2 separate regions of the Homo sapiens genome follow, and region 2 is linked to region 1. Evidence: chromatin loops called from intact Hi-C (ENCODE). Cell type or tissue: breast epithelium. All regions are shown on one strand. Links, peaks and the distances in the headings refer to the core of each region. The heading gives the core; the rest is flanking DNA.

Region 1 (5,378 bases), core at 230-5,229:
CATCTTTTTTCTTTCAAAAGCTTTAAGGGACTGGGTGTGGTGGCTCACACCTGTAATCCCAGCACTTTGGGAGGCCAAGGTGGGAGGATCACTTGAGCCCACAAGTTCAAGACCAGCCTGGGCAAAATAGTAAGACCTCATCTCTACAAATAAATTTTTAAAAATCAACTGGGCATGGTGGCACATGCCTGTAGTACCAGCCACACAGTAGGCTGAGGCAAGAGGATCACTTGAGCCCAAGGGGTCAAGGCTGCAGTGAGCCATGATCAGGCCACTGCACTGCAGCATGGGTGACAGGTAGACCCTGTCTCAAAAAACAAAAAGGTGGAGGATGGCTTTAGGATTTCCAATTGGCAAAAGAGAAATCTGTGTCTACACTGGGAGGGCAAATGATTATCAAAATCAATTTCTTTTATTTATTTATTTTTTTTGAGACAGAGTTTCACTCTTGTTGCCCCGGCTAGAGTGCAGTGGTGCCATCTTGGCTTACTGCAACCTCCGCCTTCTGGGTTCAAGTGATTCCCCTGCATCCCCAGGCATCCGCCACTGCCCAGATAATTTTTTGTATTTTTAGAAGAGACGGGTTTTCACCATGTTGGCCAGGCTGGTCTCAAACTCCTGACCTCAGGTGATCCACCTGCCTTGGCCTCCCAAAGTGCTGGGATTACAGGAGTGAGCCAACGTACCCAGCCTCACAATCAATTTCTTAAAAGGTTGTACAGAAAGGGTCAGACCCATGAGAGAGAGAGTTCTTTGGCCATGATGTTTGTTATGGGCACAGGAAGGCCAGGATAGGGAGAGAGTCAGGAGTTCACTTACCTTGCATGTCTAAATAGAGGGATACTGTGCTAGATTTAGGGGGAATAAAAGGACAAGAGAATTATGATAAATCTAGAAGACAGTAGTGGGAGTCTAAGTTTAAGTTACTCAACAAATAATAACGGAGCACATATTTTATGCCAGAGCTTGTGCAAGGCACTCAGGATGGGAAGATGTAAATGGTTGTATTCATCCATCGGCATACTAGGTAAGAGGACTTGGTGTCAGTAGACTGAGGTTCAAATCCTGGCTCTGCCACTTGACCCATGGCTTTGGGGAACTGGTGGTGTCAGCAACGTAGACAGTTATAATTCCATGTAATAAGTGCACTAGCAAAGGTCTGTGCAGGCAGTGTGGGAGCTCAGGTCAAGATAATTTCTTAAGATTGTGCTTTGAGGGTTTCCCTTTTCCAAATATATGAAATGACAGATAAATGATAAAAAGAGACAGAAAAAAACCCACTATACTGAAACATGTAATACATATTTCTGCGGAGTAGTAACAAAGATACATGAGTGACGAATGGGCCTGCAGGGCTCTGGGTGGAGAAGCAGGAATTGGGTTTTTACTCAGTGACAGGCATGGCAAGGGCACCAAGCAAAGTGCAAGAACAACTCAGACCTCCTGCTTCAAATTGGGGCCTGGGGAAGGGTCTCTTTTTTCTTTTTTTCTTTTCTTTCTTTCTTTTTTTTTTTTTTTTTTTTGAGACAGAGTCTTGCTCTGTTGCCCAGGCTGGAGTGCGATGGCGTGATCTTGGCTCACTGCAACCTCCACCTTCTGGGTTCAAGTGATTCCCCTGCCTCAGCCTCCCAAGCAGCTGGGATTACAGGTGCTCGCCACCACGCACGGCTAATTTTTGTATTTTTAGTAGAGACAGGATTTCACCACGTTGGTCAGGCTGGTCTTGAACTCCTGACCTCGGGTGATCCACCCGCCTCGGCCTCCCAAAGTGCTGGGATTACAGGTGTGAGCCACCGCGCCCGGAAGGGGAAGGATCTCTTTATTCAAATACGCACATGCACGTGCACAGATACCTTGCATCTGTGAAAGGAAGCTAAGAAATCTGCAGTCGGCAGCTATTTGGAACTATGGCTTATAAACTTATGTTTCTCAGGAGACAGAGAAACCAAGACTTGGGCCAGTCTTTGCAGTGACCTGGGGCCTGGAACTGCATTTCTCCTCTATGAGTGGAGAGCCCAGGCACCAACAGAGACTCAATTCTGGACTAGGAGCCACAGGGGCTGGATAGAGGCAACTAGAAACTGCTAGACAGGAAAGATGGAGCGCAGCAGAGAAACTGGGGTGATCAAGAGGGGAAAAGTGCCCTCAAGAAGACTGAGCAAACCAAGATCCCAAAGTCTATTAGGAAAATCAATGATAATAAGATACAGAACCAAACAAAATCAGCAATCAAGAAGAGATGAATTCATTCCAGATAAAATGAAAATAAAACAACAACCTGAAGATGATTTTTTTTTTTTTTTTGAGACAGAGTCTTGCTGTCACCCAAGCTGGAGTGCAGTGGCCCGATCTCGGCTCACTGCAAGCTCTGCCTCCCAGGTTCACGCCATTCTCCTGCCTCAGCCTCCTGAGTAGCTGGGACTACAGGTGCCTGCCACCATGCCTGGCTAATTTTTTGTATCTTTTTAGTAGAGACGGGGTTTCACCGTGTTAGCCAGGATGGTCTCGATCTCCTGACCTCATGATCTGCCCACCTCGGCCTCCCAAAGTGCTGGGATTACAGATGTGAGCCACCACGCCTGGGCCTGAAAATGATTTTAAGATGACTTGGTCGAGCGTGGTGGTTCACACCTGTAATCCCAGCACTTTGGGAGGCCAAAGCGGGTGGATCACTTGAGGCCAGGAGTTTGAGACCAGCCTGGCCAACATGGTGAAACCCCATCCCTACTAAAAATACAAAAACTAGCCAGGCATGGTGGCGGGCCCCTATAGTCCCAGCTTCTCAGGAGGCTGAGGCATGAGACTCGCTTAAGCCCGGGAGGTGGAGGTTGCAGTGAGCCAAGATTGCACCACTGCACTCCAGCCTGGGCAACAGAGCAAGACCCTATCTCAAAAAACAAAACAAAACAAAACAAAACAAAACAAAAAATTGTACTTACAGTCCTCTAAGGAATAGAAGAAGGAATAGCATCATCATCCATTTCTTTTATAAAAGGTCAAGACATTAGAAAATTAAAATTGGAAGAAATTAGAAAAACAAGCAAATGCTAAAAATGAAAAATAAAATTATTAACAACTAAGTTTATGAAGAAGTGAAAATGAAGCAACTGATTCGGCTTGAAGAGAGCTCAAGAGGAAATGTTGAGTTAGTGCTTTAAGGATTTTAGGAGGCCTCCAGGGAGAGAGCACCTTGGCAAGTCCTGAATATTAGTCTAACTGGCCACTGGGTCAATGTCAGCAGTGGCAGTAGATTGGCCTCCAGGCTTTGGGAAGCATAGGCAATTGCTTGCATTACAGGGAAGAAAACAAGTTTGACAGGTAAGCTAATATATTTCCTTAATGAAAAAAAGCTTACTGAGAGGGCAGCTACTTGCCCATCCAGAATGATGACAATAGATGTGTTTTGGAAATATTATTATTAGGTCTGTCCACTTTGTGTGGGTTTTCTACTCAGGAACGTTTTCTTCTTCTTCTTCTTCTTTTTTCTTTTTTTTTGAGATGGAGTTTCATTCTTGTCCCCCAGGCTGGAGTGCAATGGCGCGATCTCGGCTCACTGCAACCTCTGCCTCCTGGGTTCAAGCGATTCTCCTGCCTCAGCCTCCCAAATAGCTGGGATTACAGGCGCGTGCCACCACGCCCAGCTAATTTTCATATTTTTAGTAGAGATGGAGTTTCACCATGTTGGCCAGGCTAGTCTCGGACTCCTGACGTCAAGTGATTTGCCCACCTCAGCCTCCCAAAGTGCTAGAATTACAGGCGTGAGCCACCATGCCCAGCCAGGAATGTTTTCTTAAACCTGATTTATAGAATTTGGTTTTCATCTAGACGCTAAAACCTGGAAGGTGGAGGAACTGGGGTAGGGTGGGAGGAATTGGTATGTATTTGAGCAATTGCTTTCCGTATGCATTCCCATTCATCCATACATGGGCTGTGGAAGCCAGGTGTCTTTATTCCAGTGTTACACGTGAGGACATCAGGGTCCTAAAAGGTTGAAGGAGTTCCCTCAGGAGGTGCTGGGGTAGGAGCTTGAGCCCATGTCTGCCTGGCCCAATGCCCCTTCCACCGTACCACTTCCAAGCAGAGTTGGCATCTCGTTTACAGGGCCTCGTGCAGTGCCTGGCACATGAGAGATGCTTGCTATTAAGCATCTAGGTGTTTCCTGAAAGAATGGATGTGCCGTTGATCACCCGCTAAGCTCTTAGATGGCGATCACTCCCTCCACGTGAGCAGTACGGAGTGGGGCTGAGTAGTGCCGAGCAAATGCAGGTGGGTCTCTGACAAATTTTTTTTTAATGACAAAGATGAAAAATAATTGATTTTTTACCATTATATTCTTTAATCTCCCCAAATCCCATTAATAATTGCTCTTAAAAATTATTGCTCTTAAATAATTAATGGGATTTGGGGAGATTAAAGCATATAATGCTCTTTATTTAAGAGCAATAATTAATGGGATTTGGGGGAGATTAAAGAATATGAGGGTAAATTATATTTCTCAGGCTGGGCAAGGTGGCTCACGCCTATAATCCCAGCACTTTGGGAGGCCAAGGCAGGTGGATCACGAGGTCAGGAGTTCAAGACCAGCCTGGCCAGCATGGCGAAACTCCATCTCTACTAAAAATACAAAAATTAGCCGGGCGTGGTGGTGCATGGCTGTAATCCCAGTTACTCAGGAGGCTGAGGCGGGAGAATCACTTGAACCTGGGAGGCGGGGGTTGCAGTGAGCTGAGATAGTACCACTGCACTCTAGCCTGGGCAACACAGCAAGATTCCATCTCAAAAACAAAAACAGAATTAAAAACTAAAAATACACAGATCTGGCCGGGTGCAGTGGCTCACGCCGGTAATCCCAGCACTTTGGGAGGCCAAGGTGGGTGGATCACCTGAGGTCAGGAATTTGAGACAGCCTGACCAACATGGTGAAACCCTGTCTCTACTAAAAATACAAAAATTAGCTGGGCATGGTGGCACGTGCATGTAATCCCAGCTACTCAGGAGGCTGAGGCAGGAGAATCGCTTGAACCTGGGAGGTGGAAATTGCAGTGAGCCAAGATCATGCCACTGCACTCCAACCTGGGCAACAGAGCGAGACTCCGTCTCAAAAAAACAAAACAAAACAATACAAAACAAAAACCCCACAGATCGGATCATGTTGCTCCCAACTTAAAATCCTGGAATGTCTCCATTGCCCTTCAAAAACAAAATGTCCCAGAACTCTTAACAGCTCACTTCGGCCTCCAGCATTGTGTCCTAGCAGCTCCCGCTTACCTTGAGATGCGGGCTCTCTAACCTCCAGACAACTGGGATCGTCTCCATTCCTGGGGCTTTGCTGTCTGCTGCCACCACTTGTGCTGTTCTTTCCTTCTTTCACCCGACTG
Region 2 (5,378 bases), core at 197-5,196, 400 kb before region 1:
TGCAGTGAGCTGAGATTGCACCACTGCATTCCAGCCTGGTGGCAGAGCGAGACTCTGTCTCAAAAAAAAAAAAAAAAAAAAAGAAAAGAAAAAAAGGAAGAAACTGAACCTCATATAATTGGTTTCAAGCCAGTCCCATAACCTCTATGACCTCTATGACTTTTTCAATATTTAAGATATTAGAAAAAATATTATATAACCCTGTTGATTTATAGGTTAAAATCCTTTTTGAGTGGAAAATAACATCATCCTTACATTTTCATGGCACTTTAAAGTTTGCAAAGCTCCCCAACACTTCACACCATTCTCTAACAATGGGATGCAGGGCATAGATCCATACAGGCTACCTGGGGCATGTGGGAGCAAAGGGGACACTGAGAGGCCATTCTCTAGACCCAAAAATCATATGACCTCCACAGCTGACCCACATTATTGCCTACTGCAGATGGAGGCAGGAATGGTACCTTCTTCACACCAAAGTGGCTGTCTCTGGATCTCCACGGTGATTGCTGGGGTAGACGAAAAGAATCCCAAGCCTAATCTTGGCTACTGCTAAGTAAATTCCTTCTTCTGAGAGCAGGAATATAGCCACAAGTTTGGGGAAGAAGTGTGGTGAGGAGAAGCTAAGAGGGCCTAAACATTTCTCCAATAACTGACGGTCCCTTGCACACCAAAAAAGTAAATAAATGTTATCTAAAGCTTCTCTGGTCACCCAGCCTTCATCAATGTTTTAGAAGTCTCTTTTTTTATGCTTCAGTTTAAGTTGTTTTTTGAAACCTTAACCCTTAAAATTTAGGTGTCTTCTTTTAAGGATCAAGACACTTTTACTCCACTGTTGTCATTAATGTTTTGTGTTTATTTAGGGGATTTTAAAATTAAAAGATAGGTAATCTGCTTTCCTAGGTGCCTGAAGGTATATATTTTTTTGCTTCTTTTAGCAAGTTTTTATAATGGTTTTTAAATTATTCTGTCTTAGATTGTGCATATTTCTTTTCTTTTTTTGAGACAGGGTCCCATGTCACTCAGGCTGGAGTGGTGCAATCACAGCTCACTGCAGCCCGATCTCCCAGGCTCAAGTGATCCTCCCACCTCAGACTCCTAAGTAGCTAGGACTATAGGCAAGCACCACATCCAGCTAATTTTTGTATTTTTTGTAGAGATGGGGTCTCACCATGTTTCCCAGGTTGGTCTTGAACTCCTAGGCTCAAGCAATCTGCCTGCCTCGGCCTCCCAAACTGCTGGGATTACAGATGTGAGCCACCACACCTGGCCACATTGCGCATATTTCTAAAGCAATCCTAAATTATTTTCTGGAAGCAGGAAGATTATAAATATAAAATTGTAAACTAAAAAAGTACAAATCTAGACAATAAAGGTAAAAAAAAATTCTATGCCTCAGTTTTCCATAAAGGTTCTTCCCTGAATACTTATTGGGTGCCTATTAATGTTTCTGCTGCTATACATGGTAATGGAGATGCAGAGATGATTCCATCATTCTTGTTCACAAGGAACTCAGAGTCTGGAGGAGGAGGGTGACACAAAACACATGTGTGGCAAGTGCTAACCAAGAGGTGTGTGAAGGGTGGTATGGGACAGGAGTGCAGGGAGGGGGCCTAACTCACTCAAGGGGTGGGGAGTGTAAGTAGTGAAAAGGGGGGGTAAGAGAAGAAAAACAGACACAGGTGGGGAAGAGAAAGGGAAGGCTGCTCAACCTTGAAGTCTGCTGAAGTCCTGAGTGACCAAGATCAAATCTATATATTAATAATGTTCTTTCTTTGTAAAGAAAACACCACTGTAAACTTTTTCTCTTTTTTTTTTTTTTTTTGAGACAGAGTCTTGCACTGTCGCCCAGGCTGGAGTGCAGTGGCGCGATCTCGGCTCATTGCAAGCTCTGCCTTCCGGGTTCATGCCATTCTCCTGCCTCAGCCTCCTGAGTAGCTGGGACTAGAGGCGCCCACCACCACGTCTGGCTAATTTCTTTGTATTTTTTAGTAGAGATGGGGTTTCACCATGTTAGCCAGGATGGTCTTGATCTCCTGACCTCGTGATCCGCCCGCCTCGGCCTCCCAAAGTGCTGGGATTACAGGCATGAGCCACCGCGCCTGGCCCACTGTAAACTTTAAGTGGGGGATTAATATTTCCAAAATTGGAATTATAAGCCACCTGCATTTTATGCGTATTATGGAAAGTCAGGTAGTTTTGAAATCTTTTCCTTTACTAAATTCTAATGCAGGAAATTTTTAACTTTCCATCCTGGCAAATGGACACAGTTACAGAGAAGTCATGCACTGGGCTTTTAATGTTCTGTAGCATTTTTCAGTGCTGGATATTTATACCAGGAACTTTTTAACTTTGTGCTGTGGCAGTCTGGGGAAGCCTATGGATTCCTTCCAATGAACACAATATATAAGATGTGTAACTGTATAAGATAGAGTACATGGGATCCCAGAGCTACCCAATTAGAGTTATCAAAAATATTAAACAAATCTGTGATTAGTAAAATATGTGTTTCTAAGTAACAGGAGGTAGTGGCAAGCCTAACAAGTACCATTATTTTAAAGTAGGAATGAGAATAATCCATAGAGATATGTGTCTCAACTATAAGATCTAAGATCTAAGAAAATCAGTAATCACCTTTAGTGACAAACTCCTATGTACAGGTAACTAATGTAGTCTGTCGTCTCTGTTCAAAATGAAGAGAAAGCTAAATTTCCCTTAGAGGCAAGTGAAAATGAATATTAATATATTTTCTCATCTTAGTCCACAGACCCCTCCTCTGACTTAAAAGGAACCCAGGTAAAAAAATCTCTGACTTAAGTGGCACCCTCTCTGTTATCTGAGAGTTGGCTGCAATGTGGAGGCTCAGCTTTTCCATCATCACTGAGGAGAAAACATACCCCACTCTTACTCACATGTAAGCCTTGTAGTTGTTGCCAATCTTCTGGACCCGGATGTCATACTTGGAGTCAATGAAAGGCTCTGCAGTGGCATAGGTCTGGGTGAGAGCCACCACGCTGGCAATGTCCTGGAAGTCGTAGTGGTTTTCCACTTTGACCTAATGTTAGAGCAGGGCAGAAAGGGGGAAAGGGAGACACACACATACACACACTGAGAAGTCACAAGGGCCCTGAGCCTCCAAACCCACCAATATGTATCCGATCCAGACACTAATCTGGGTGCCACATCTCCCCAGGAGGCCCCTTCTCCCTAGCTTCCCTTCCCAGAACTCAAGGGCCACACTTGCTGCAAAGGACCCAGAGGACCAAGCAGGTGGCTTGCATTCTGCTTACTGAAAGAGGTCTGGTTGGGTGACACTCATGGCTTTAGAGGTGGCAAATCATCTTCTCTTTGGAAAGAATTCATCAGTGACAGAGGGAGAATAGCAGTTCACAAATGGGCGCTCTGAAAACTGCCCTTCTTGGTTCAACCCTGAAGCACAGCAGGCCTCTCTGCCTCACCTTGCCCATGCCTGAGTGAGCGTGGCCAATCTTCACCACCACAGGGAACGTGGGCAGTGTCAGCTGAAATCAGAAGAGAAATGAATAAACTGTCAGAGTGTGCCCATCTCTCCGTGGAATCCTACACATATTTTTCTTGGGAATACCCTTGGGAGGGTTCTTTAAAGAACTAGTCCAATCTACTTGCTTTACAGATTAAAAAACTGAGACCCATGGAATGACAGTGAGTTCCCAGGGTCACAGAGCATATTAGTGGCAGTGCTACAAGAACCCTGTACTCTTATTTGGTATACCCTACATCTTTAAAATGCACTGTCAATTTTCTCTGCATTAGACAAAACCTGGGCAGGACTGGCCCTCAGACAAAGAGAATTAAAAAAAGAAAGTATCTCTGAAAGAGTGAACTTTACTATATGTAGATGTACTTTAATAAACCTGTATTTTTATTTTAAAAACACATCTTTGGCATCTTGATGTCCCTGTCAGCATGTACCCTCTTGGTACCTACAACCTTCAAAGGCCCAGCTTTCCTGTAATGATCCTGGTTGTTTTCTCCCTCTTTCACACTCTTCACTGCTCACCAATACCCCAATCTCACCACCAAACAAGGCTTTGCATGTGAAGGCCCATTTCTTCCCAGCTTGGGGTTTGAAAGAGAGCCGGTAGAAGAATTCAGTATGTTTATAAATGCAGAGAGATCCTTAGGGGAGCGAACTCTACACTGAGGTAGCCATACTTTAACAGAGGAGCAACAAAACCTTAAAAGAAGGATTATCCTCTAAGGGCAAGATTTCAAGCTGCTACAAAATGGTGATGTAAGAAGTAATATTGTGGAGTGGAAGGAGCACTGGGCTAGATGTCAGGAGACGAGTACTCTAGTCCTCTTCTGCCACGGACTTTCTACAAGTCACTGTATCTCACTGGGCCTCAGCCTTCACATCTGTCCAATGAAGAGATCAGATGGGATGCTTTCTGAGCTCCCTTCAAATAGTACATCAGCCTCTATCTTGGTCTGAACATTGTATGAAGAACCAGCCTGGATGCTAACCCGGGCATTTCATCTTTCAGTCAGACTCAGCTCTCTTTCAATTCCCTTCTTTTCAAATATCACTAACACCATCAAAATGAAAAGGTATCCTTTGAAGGAAATAATGTTGACCCTGATGAAAAGTCAGACTCCTATGGGAACTAAGATTTGAACAGATACTGGGGGTATCTGGCCTGAGGATCTCAGCATTCCTGGTTGAGGCCAGCCAAGGATGGGAAGAAGAACTTCAAAGGGCTTTAGAAATCACGTAGTTCAACTCTACTTTATGAAGAAAAAACTGAGGCCCAGAGAGGCAAAAGTCACAAAGCTACAGTGACAGTCAGAATTGGAACCCAGCCTCCCACTATCCAGTCCAGCACCATGTGGAAACATCCCACAGCAATAATCCCATGGAGATTTGGGATTTGGAGGCTTGCAACACTGTGCCCAAACAGCAGACAAGGCTCTGGTCACAGTCACCCCCAAGTCCCCTGCTTCTTTGTTTTTTCTTTTACTTTTTTTTTTTTTTTTTTTTTTTTGAGACGGAGTCTCACTCTGTCGCCCAGACTGGAGTGCAGTGGCACAGTCTCAGCTCACTTCAACCTCCGCCTCCTGGGTTCAAGCCATTCTCTTGCCTCAGCCTCCTGAGTACCTGGGACTACAGGTGTAGGCCACCACGCCCGGCTAACTTTTGTATTTTTAGTAGGGACGGAGTTTCATCATGATGGCTAGGGTGATCTCGAACTCCTGACCTCAGGTGATCAACCCGCCTTGGCTTCCCAAAGTGCTGAGATTACAGGCGTGAGCCACCACGCCCAGCCTGCTTCTTTGTTTTCTAAGCTGTCCCACCTTCTAGAACATGACAGAGTCTCCAGTGAGAAGGGACATGCAAT

What was found. A loop is a pair of places that touch in the nucleus more often than their neighbours do. Peaks named below come from ENCODE experiments on the same cell type or tissue, not always from the same donor. Only the 100,000 strongest peaks of a DNase experiment are listed, where the experiment ranks them.
Region 2: it touches region 1 in a loop (15-fold over the local background); 1 of 110 quality-filtered maps calls a loop at or near these places.

The regions. Positions count from the first base shown.
Region 1 is chr3:11,758,092-11,763,469 of GRCh38, reverse strand. It overlaps a transcript of TAMM41 not described here. Among named protein-coding and RNA genes, the nearest start is that of TAMM41, 86 kb to the left of the region's middle. In breast epithelium, for the core only: no CTCF peak of the experiment used is centred there; a DNase peak (open chromatin) is centred at 3,250.
Region 2 is chr3:12,159,689-12,165,066 of GRCh38, reverse strand. SYN2 (synapsin II) reads right to left here. Exons shown (of 13, transcript NM_133625.6): 6 at 3,459-3,521; 7 at 2,913-3,055. Among named protein-coding and RNA genes, the nearest start is that of TIMP4, 3.5 kb to the right of the region's middle. In breast epithelium, for the core only: no CTCF peak of the experiment used is centred there; no DNase peak of the experiment used is centred there; H3K27ac peaks cover 51 bases.